Linked DNA regions of Homo sapiens: region 2 is linked to region 1. Evidence: read pairs that join two places in POLR2A ChIA-PET (ENCODE). Cell type or tissue: OCI-LY7. All regions are shown on one strand. Links, peaks and the distances in the headings refer to the core of each region. The heading gives the core; the rest is flanking DNA.

Region 1 (4,386 bases), core at 212-4,211:
CGAGGTACTGGGAAGGATGGCGAAATAGACAGCTGCTGGCTGCTCCTCAGAGCTCCACGATGGCCCCCTTCTTCACCTTCAGGGCCCTGCCCTCTGGGCTGCGGGCCATGTGGCCAGGCTGCGCAGGACATCACCAAGATCCTGCTTTGTTGGGAGCATAGGCGCAAGGCAAACTTCCTGGGTTGGGGTCTTGACTGTGCCATTTGCTGGCTTCCTGTCCTTGAGCAAAGTGCTTGTAAAGTCTGTGCCTCACTTGGTTCATCTGTAAAGTGGACGTGATAATAGCTCCTGCCTCAGAAGAGCTTTTCTCAGCTTTAAATGAGCTAATGTGTGGCAAGGACTTAGAACAGCAGAAAAAACTGCTGAAGAAATGTCATCGCCATTATGTTCATTAATATTATTGACCCTCAGTGGACCATTATTGAGGATTTTTAATGACCTTACCTTTATGATGCACAAGCCAGCAATATAAGAATTCATAGGCTGGGTACAGTGGCTCATGCCTGTAATCCCAACACTTTGGGGGGCCAAGGTGGGTGGATCACCTGAGGTCAGGAGTTCGAGACAATCCTGGCCAACATGGTAAAACCCCGTCTCTACTACAAATACAAAAATTAGCCGGGCATGGTGGCACGCGCCTGTAGTCCCAGCTACTCGGGAGGCTGAGGCAGGAGAATTGCTTGAACCTGGGAGGCGGAGGTTGCAGTGAGCTGAGATCGTGCCATTGCACTCCAGCCTGGGCAACAGAGTAAGACTCTGTCTCCAAAACAAAAGCAAAAACAAAAACCAAACACAAATTCATAACTAATTTTATTTGTTTTAATTTTTTTTTTCTTTAGAGACAGTGTCTTGCTCTGTCACCCAGGCTGGAGTGTGGTGGCACGATCACGGCTCACTGCAGCCTCGAGCTTCTGGACTCAGGCAGTCCTCTTGACTCAGCCTCCCCAGTAGCTAGAACTATAGGTGTGTGCCACCATGTCAAGTAATTTTTTAAAAACTTTGTTAGAGATGAGGTCCTGCTATGTTGCTCAGGCTGGTGTCGAACTCCTGGCCTCAAGCAGTCCTCTCACCTTGGCCTCCTGAATAGTGGGATTACGGATATGAGCCACCACGCCTGGGTCCCATAACTAATTTCCTTGCAAGAAAATCACAGTATTCTCCCAAGCCCAGTTTACTCCCAGAAATCATCTCTTCTGCTCTTACCAGCTTTCCCCAAATCCACAAGGGTTTCTGCATACAGAATTGAGTGACAAAGGAAACAGTCCACAAGCTACATCCACAAACTTCAAAGTGACAGATTTAAATGAAACTCTTCCTCTTCCTCTATCCTCCTGTCTAAAAGCTTTTGAATCCCCTGGCTGGAAGCTGGAAAGCTGGAGTTGCCAGAGAAGTCTGGTCTGGCCTCCCACCTGGCGGCTACCTCTCATCTCCTCTGGGTCCTCTGAGCCCCTGCCCCACTTCTTTAGCAACTGGCTTCTTGACCTTTCAGGAATTCAGTTTTCCTGTCTCTAAGATGGGGGAACACACATGCTTCCTTGGACTGATGGAACTCAGTAAGGCAGTGTGCCATTCTAAGTTCGTAGGAAGTGCTTGCTGAAATCATCATCATCACCCAATAATAATCACATTATTTAGGCTTTGCCTCCCTGAACGTGTGTGCATTTCCCGGTTCCATCAGTGCCCTTTCTCGCTCCTGTCTGCACCAGGTGACCTCCTGTCACCACAGCATTGCCTCCTTCTGGTCCTGGCAGCCCCGTTGCGGTGCCGAGGTGCCTGGTGCCTGTTCCGCTTCCCTGGCTCACACCCCTAAGAGGCAGCCGCCATTGGAGGGGCTCTGGGCACCCAGCCATGGGGAGCCTTTGGTGGGCCGCCAGCTGTGTCTCCAAGCAGCACGGTGCCCACAGTGAGGGAGCAGCTGGCTCTTCCAGCTGTCTAATTGCTCATCAGACCCACTTTAGCACCAGCTTAACAAATTCCACTCCTTCATCGCAAGCCATCTTTTTTTGTGACCTGGACTGGCAGCTGGGATAGGAGTGGGGGAGGGTTCTTGCGTTGGGTTTGAGAAATTTCCAGACCCAGATAGAGAAGCTATTGGTATTTAGGTCTTTGGGTCATTTTTGTGGGTCTAGCGGTTCTAGAGGCATGTTCAAGGGTTCATTCACGAGCTGTTCCCTAACCCTCCTGCCCCTCAGCAGCATGTGCCAGGCAAGTGCTTGAGATGAGAACAGCAGAGGTGGCGAGACAGTCATTCGGGCCATTACCTGTTGGTGACCATGCATTCGCCTTGATGTAGATCTTTCATTCATTCATAGCACCTTTCAATACTGTGTTTATTGAGTGCCTGTCATGGGCCAGGTCCTGTACTAGGCCCTTGGGCTGAAAGTGAATAAAACAGATAAAAATTCCTGCTATGTGGAGTTGCATTCTAGTTAGGGGGAGACAGAAGATAATCAACAAATAGGATAAACTAAGGATGTATAGCGTGTCAGAAGCTGATAATTGATATGGAACAAAAGTCAAAATAGAGAAGGTTAAGGGGGCTCAGGAGTGTGGGGAGATCATGACTTTAAGTGAGTCGGGATGAACTTTGTTGAGAAGGCGTTGCCTGAGCACAGAGTTGCCAAGGGGGCACTGGCCATGTGAACACAGGCAGGGGGATGGTGGCGGTGTGCCTGTTGCGTCCAAGGAACACCAAGGAGGCAGCAAGGCAGAGAGGAGGCGGAGAAGCCACAGAGGCTTCAGACAGTCACATCCCCTGGGGCCTGGTGAGGTTGGTAGGCAGGGAGGCTGGCCGCAGGTGGGAATGAGAAGGGGGCCACTGGAGGACTGTGAGCAAAGGAGGGGTGGCCTCTGAGTTAGGGTTTTGGAAGTTTGCTGTGTGGAGACTGGAGTGTGGGAGCAGGGGTGGAGGCAGAGAAGAGCTGGCAGGTGGTTATAGGAGCTCAGGCACAAGGCGGTGGTGGCTGGGACCAGTTGGGGAAGTGAGAATGGTAAGAAGTGGCCTGCCCCTGGCCTTATGTGGATGCTGGAGCTGGAAGGATTTCCAGGAACACGGGCTGTGAGGTGTGAGTGAGAGCAGTACCAGATGCCTCCAGGGCATTGTCCTGAGCAGCCAGAAGGATGTGGAGGGAGGCTGCTAACCAGGATGGGGATGGCTTTGTGGGGGCCGAGCAGGAGCTTGGGTACAGGCATGTTGAGTGTGAGCTATCTGAACATCTACGGAGAGACAGAAGGAACGTGGGTATCAAGAGTTCAGTTAGTATGCCGGGGCCCACAATACCGAATGGAACACATTGAGGGTATTGAAAGCCCCAAAACTGGATAACGTTTCTGAGAGAGTGAGTGTAGGTGGGCCAGGACTGAGCTCTGTGGCCCTCCCACATTAAGATGTGGAAAAAAGGAGATACCAGCAAAAGAGATGGAGAAGGAGGCCAGGCGCAGTGGCTCACGCCTGTAATGCAGCACTTTGGGAGGCCAAGGCGGGCAGATCACTTGGGGTCAGGAGTTTGAGACCAGCCTGGCCATCCCCGTCTCTACTGAAAATACGAAAAATGAGTCAGGCGTGGTGGTGCGCACCTGTAATCCCAGCTACTCGGGAGGCTAAGGCAGGAGAATCGCTTGAACCCGGGAGGCAGAGGTTGCAGTGAGCTGAGATTGCGCCACTGTATTCCAGCCTGGGTGACAGAGCACCAGAGACTCCATCTCCAAAAAAAAAAAAGGTGAAGGACTGACCAGGGAGGAGACAAGACTCTCCTAGAGTCCTAGAAGCCACGTGAGAGTGTGCTTGCAGGAGGGGAGAGCCCAGCTGTGTTGTGGCTGCCGATGGGGCAAATGAGGCAAGCGCAGTTGGTCCCCTGAGTCATCTGGTGGCAGCCATTGGTGGCATTGTCAAGACCTAGCCAGTGGACTGCAGGGGTGAGAGCCTGAGTTGCAGAGCATTGATGAGAGAGTAGGAGAGGGGCTGGAGAGGGCGAGTGGAGACAGCTCTTTCCAGGAGGTTGGCTGCAGACAGGAGTAAGGAAATGCAGCAGTAATGGCAGGGACGTGCAGCAGGAATTGTTTCTTCCCATCAGCTGTATTGAAGTATCATTGACAACAACTGTGTATCTTTATGGTGTACAATGTGCTGTTTTGATCTGTACGTTGTGAAATGATTAAATCAAGTTAATAAACATATTCATCACTTCACATACTTTTTTTTGGTGTTGAGACCATTTAGGATATAATCTCTTCACAATTTTCAAGGAAACAATCCTGTATTTTTTTATTTTTTTGAGACTGAGTCTTGGTGCGACGCCCAGGCTGGAGCGCAATGGCGTGATCTCGGCTCACTGCCACCTCTGCTTCCCGGGTTCAAGTGATTCTCCTGCCTCAGCCTCCCGAGTA
Region 2 (4,386 bases), core at 144-4,143, 59 kb before region 1:
CTTTGAGTAGTGCTGTCTGGGGTTGCTGGTTGTTTACTCTGACATTGGGGCAGGCCTAATTGCTTTGACTTACAAACATTAATTATTGCAGTCGTTGGAAGCTGTTTGAGAGGTACTTGCCACCTACTCAATGATTTGCTTTCGTTCCCATGCTTTTAAAGAAATCTGCAGGGTAGCCAGCAGGCTTGTTTGGGGCTGGGAGTGGGAAGGAGTTGGCAAGGCTTTCTAGAATTGGACAGGCGAATATTTGAATACTTGTCTCCATGTGCACGGCTACCTCTTCGGTCCTCTCAGTTCTGGCCACCATCGTTTCTTGCCTGGATGACCGTAATGGCCTCCTATCTTCCGGCTTCTTCTGTTTCCACCCCTCATTCCATTTGCTTTTTCCACATAGCAAGTCTGCATTCCCTTGCTTGACACCTTTTTAATTTATTTTTTTGTTTGTGAATTGCAGTCTCACTCTGTTGCCCAGGCTGGAGTGCAATGGTGCGATCACAGCTCACTGCAGCCTGCAACTCCTGTGCTCAAGTGATCCTCCTGCCTCAGCCTCTGGAGAAGCTGGGACTACAGGCACATGTCACCGTGTCCAGCTAATTTTTAAATTAATTTTATTTCATTTATTTATTTATTTATTTATTGAGACAAGGTCTCACTTTCACCCAGGCTGGAGTTCAATGGCACGATCTCGGCTCACTGCAACCTCTGCCTCCCGGGTTCAAGCAGTTTTCCTGCCTCAGCTCCCAAGTAGCTGGGATTACAGGTGCCTGCTACCATGCCCAGATAATTTTTGTATATTTAGTAGAGGCAGGGTTTCACCATGTTGGCCAGGCTGGTCTTGAACTCCTGACCTCAGGTGATCCACCTGCCTCGGCCTCCCAAAGTGCTGGGATTACAGGCGTAAGCCACTGTGCTCAGTCTAAAAAATTTTTTTGTAGAGATGTGATCTTGCTGTATTGCCCAGGCTAGTCTCAAACTTCTAGGCTCAGGTGATCCTCCTGCCTCAGCCTTCCTAAGTGCTGCAATTACAGGAATGTGCCACTGCGCCCAAAACATTTATCATAATGTTTTTGGAGTTTCATCCAAGTTGTTGCATGTATCAATAGTGCATTCCTTTTTATTGATGAGTAAGCATTCCATTACTTACATTCCACTACAGGAGTTTGTAATTCCATTACAAGAGTTTGATACCAGCCTGACCAACATGGCAAAACCCCGTCCCTACTGAAAATAAAACAATTAGCCGGGCCTAGTGGTGGGTGCCGGTAATCCCAGCTACTTGGGATCTGAGGCAGGAGAATCACTTGAAGCCAGGAGGTGAAGGTTGTAGTGAGCCGAGATCGCACCACTGCACTCCAGCCTGGGCAACAAGAGTGAAACTCCATCTTCAAAAAAAAAAAAGAAAAAGTCTTTCACATAGCAAATCCAGTTAAACTCTTTTTTCTACTCTGGACGATGCTTTTAGTATTATATCTAAGAAATCTTCTTTGTCTAACTCAGGTTAGGTATGATTTTCTCCAACATTTTCTTCTAAACCTTTTATAGTTTTAAATTACATTTGTTTGTGGTCCAGTTTTACTTAATATTTGTATAAGGTGTGAGTATTGGTTGAAGTTTATTTTTTTTGCATATGAATGTCTTGTTGTTCCAAAATCATGTGTGGAAAAGATTGTCCTTTCTCCAGAAGCGCCTTCCTACCTTCGTCACATTGCTTGATTGTGTGTATGGGTTTATTCCCTGATTCTTTGGTCTGTCTTGTTGGTGTGTGTCTGTCATTTTGCCCATATGACATTGGCTTGAGGGCTGTAGCTTTACAGGAAGTTCTAAAATTGGGCAATGTGAGTCTTCCTGCTTTGTGCTGCTTTTTCAAAAATGATTTTGGCTATTTTAGTTTCTTTGTCTTTCCATATGAATGTTACAATCTGCTAGTCTATATCTATAAGAAATCCTGCTGGGATTTTGATTGGGCTTTCATTAAATTTATAGATCAATTTTGGGGAAATTGACATCTTAATTCTTTTGAGTCTTCTAAGCCATGAACCTGGTATCTCCAGGTAGTTAGCTCTTCTTTGATTTCTTTTGTTAGTATTTTGTAGTTTTCAGCATGCAGATCCTGGACACATTTTGTTAGATTTATATGAATGTATTTCATCTTTTGGAGCTGTTATAAATGATTCTTTTTAAAAGTAATTTGCCTTCTCATTGTTCATTGTTAGTGTATAGAAATACAGTTGATGTTTACATTTGACCCTGTGTTCTGTGACCTTGAAAAACTCGGTTATTCTGTGACCATTTTTGTCAGTTCTTGGGATTTCCTTTGTAGATGGTCATGTCTCTTGTGAAGAGGGAAAGTTTTAGTCCTTCCTTCCTAACCTGTATGTTTTTTTGGGTGGGGAGGGCCTTATTTCACCAGCTAGAATCTACTGTGCTGAACAGGAGTGGTGAGGGAAGAATTGCTTGACTCATTTTCAGTCTTTGGAGGAAAATATTCAGCCTTTAATCATTATGTGTGATGTTACTATAGGATTTGGGGGTGGGTAGTTTTTTTTTTTTTTTTTTTTAAGAAGGAATCGCAGACTCTGTCACCTAGGCTGGAGTGCAGTGGTGTGATCTTGGCTCAGTGCAACCTCCGCCTCCCAGGTTCAAGCAATTCTTGTGTCTCAGCCTCCCGACCAGCTGGGATTACAGGCATGCACCACCAGGCCCAGCTCATTTTTGTATTTTTAGTAGAGATGGGGTTTCACCATGTTGGCCAAGCTGGTCTCGAACTCCCGACCTCAGATGATCCACTCACCTCGGTCTCCCAAAGTGCTGGGATTACAGGCATGAGCCACTGCATCTGGCCTGGGGGTATTTCTAACCTCTTCATACATTTTAAAAAGTGCTCTAGTAAAGTGCATTGTTGAAAAATTAAAGAAAAATTTCCAATTAATTTTATCATATAGAAATGAGCACTGTTAACGTTGTGGTCTATACATTTCCAGTGCAAATATATCCATGTAAATAGATATAAGGGGTTAGAGTAAATACACTCTGTACTCTGCTGCATTCAGTTAATGGTATATCAGTGTGAGTATATATGTGTGTGTGTGTATATACGTAATATTCATCCCTGGGGATAAACATACATATTTATCATAGCTTTGACAGTCCTATAGCGTCCTATTATAGGAGGATGCACCATAACTTTCCACCCACTCTTACATTATCAGACAATTAATTTGCAGCCAGCTTCTTTCTTTTATATTCAAAGCATCCTCATGCATATGGTTTTGAGACTTCTCTTTCTTTTCTAAATACAGTTTCTTAGAAGTAGACTTGCTGGGTCAGAAGGTTACAGTTCTTGAAGCTGTTGATTCATATTTCCTAAAGCTCACCTGTCACCAACTGCTTACATTTATGAGATGCCTAAGGGGGTTGGCAGCAGAAGCTTGAGCTCCATAACTCGAGGAAAGTTCCTTAGCCTCTCTTAGCAAAGCTGGCTGGTCAGGAGGATCCTGTTCACATCTGTGCAGGAGTCTTAACCGCCCAAGAGATTCTGCAGACCTGTGCTCGTTTTCTCACGCAATTTTTCAAGGCCTTACGTTTTCAATGTTGCCCTGTTCACTTAATTCGCTAAACGTGTATAATGTAATAGGAGACTTTGAAGTTAAAGGATATGGGTTTAAATCCCAAGTTGGAGTGTGTGTTAGACTCTCTGGGCCTCAAATTTCTCATCTGTAAAATGGGCACAGTAAAACCAACCTCGTGATGTGTTGCTGGTGGTCTAATGAGACACCAAGTGTGTGGCAGAGAGGAGAGGGACATAGGCATGGAGAGGCTGAAGTGAACTGTGGCTCTGCCTTTGCTGGTTGTGAGTTTTTGGATAGTTCAATTAGCCTCATTGAGCCTCAGTTTCTTTTCCTTTTTTTTTTTTTTTTTTTTTTGAGACAAGGTCTTACTCTGTCACCCAGGCTGGATCTTTGTTCACTGCAACCTCCACCTCCCCGGCTCAAACGATCCTCCCACCTCAGCCTCCCAAGTAGATGGGACAACAGGTGCATGCCACCACACCCAGCTAATCTTTGCATTTTTTGTAGAGATGGGGTTTCACCATGTTGCCCAGGCTGTTGTCCTGGGCTCAAGTAATTGGCCTGTCTCAGCCTCCCCAGGTGGGTAGCATGAGCCACCACGCCTGGTCTTCAGTTTTTTCATGTGTAAAATGAAGGCAGTAAGAAAAATGGCAGCAATAATAACCTGTTTTGTAGGGTTACTGTGTAGATAAAATGTGAGCATGTCTGCCACACCTCGAATATTAAGTGCCCTACTCAGAGGCAGGTGTTCATGTGTTGCAGATTGAAAAGCATATTTCCCACTACATACGTATGGATCTCTGGGAATGAGGCACAG

Evidence for each region. ChIA-PET counts read pairs that join two places held together with the same protein. Peaks named below come from ENCODE experiments on the same cell type or tissue, not always from the same donor. Only the 100,000 strongest peaks of a DNase experiment are listed, where the experiment ranks them.
Region 2: POLR2A ChIA-PET joins it to region 1 with 6 read pairs; 2 of 35 experiments call an interaction of 5 or more read pairs at or near these places.

The regions. Positions count from the first base shown.
Region 1 is chr16:12,250,940-12,255,325 of GRCh38, forward strand. The region is part of intron 14 of SNX29 (sorting nexin 29); the gene reads left to right. Among named protein-coding and RNA genes, the nearest start is that of SNX29-AS2, 120 kb to the right of the region's middle. In OCI-LY7, for the core only: no CTCF peak of the experiment used is centred there; DNase peaks (open chromatin) are centred at 1,832 and 2,972; H3K27ac peaks cover 3,668 bases.
Region 2 is chr16:12,192,085-12,196,470 of GRCh38, forward strand. The region is part of intron 13 of SNX29 (sorting nexin 29); the gene reads left to right. Among named protein-coding and RNA genes, the nearest start is that of SNX29-AS2, 180 kb to the right of the region's middle. In OCI-LY7, for the core only: no CTCF peak of the experiment used is centred there; a DNase peak (open chromatin) is centred at 1,817; H3K27ac peaks cover 748 bases.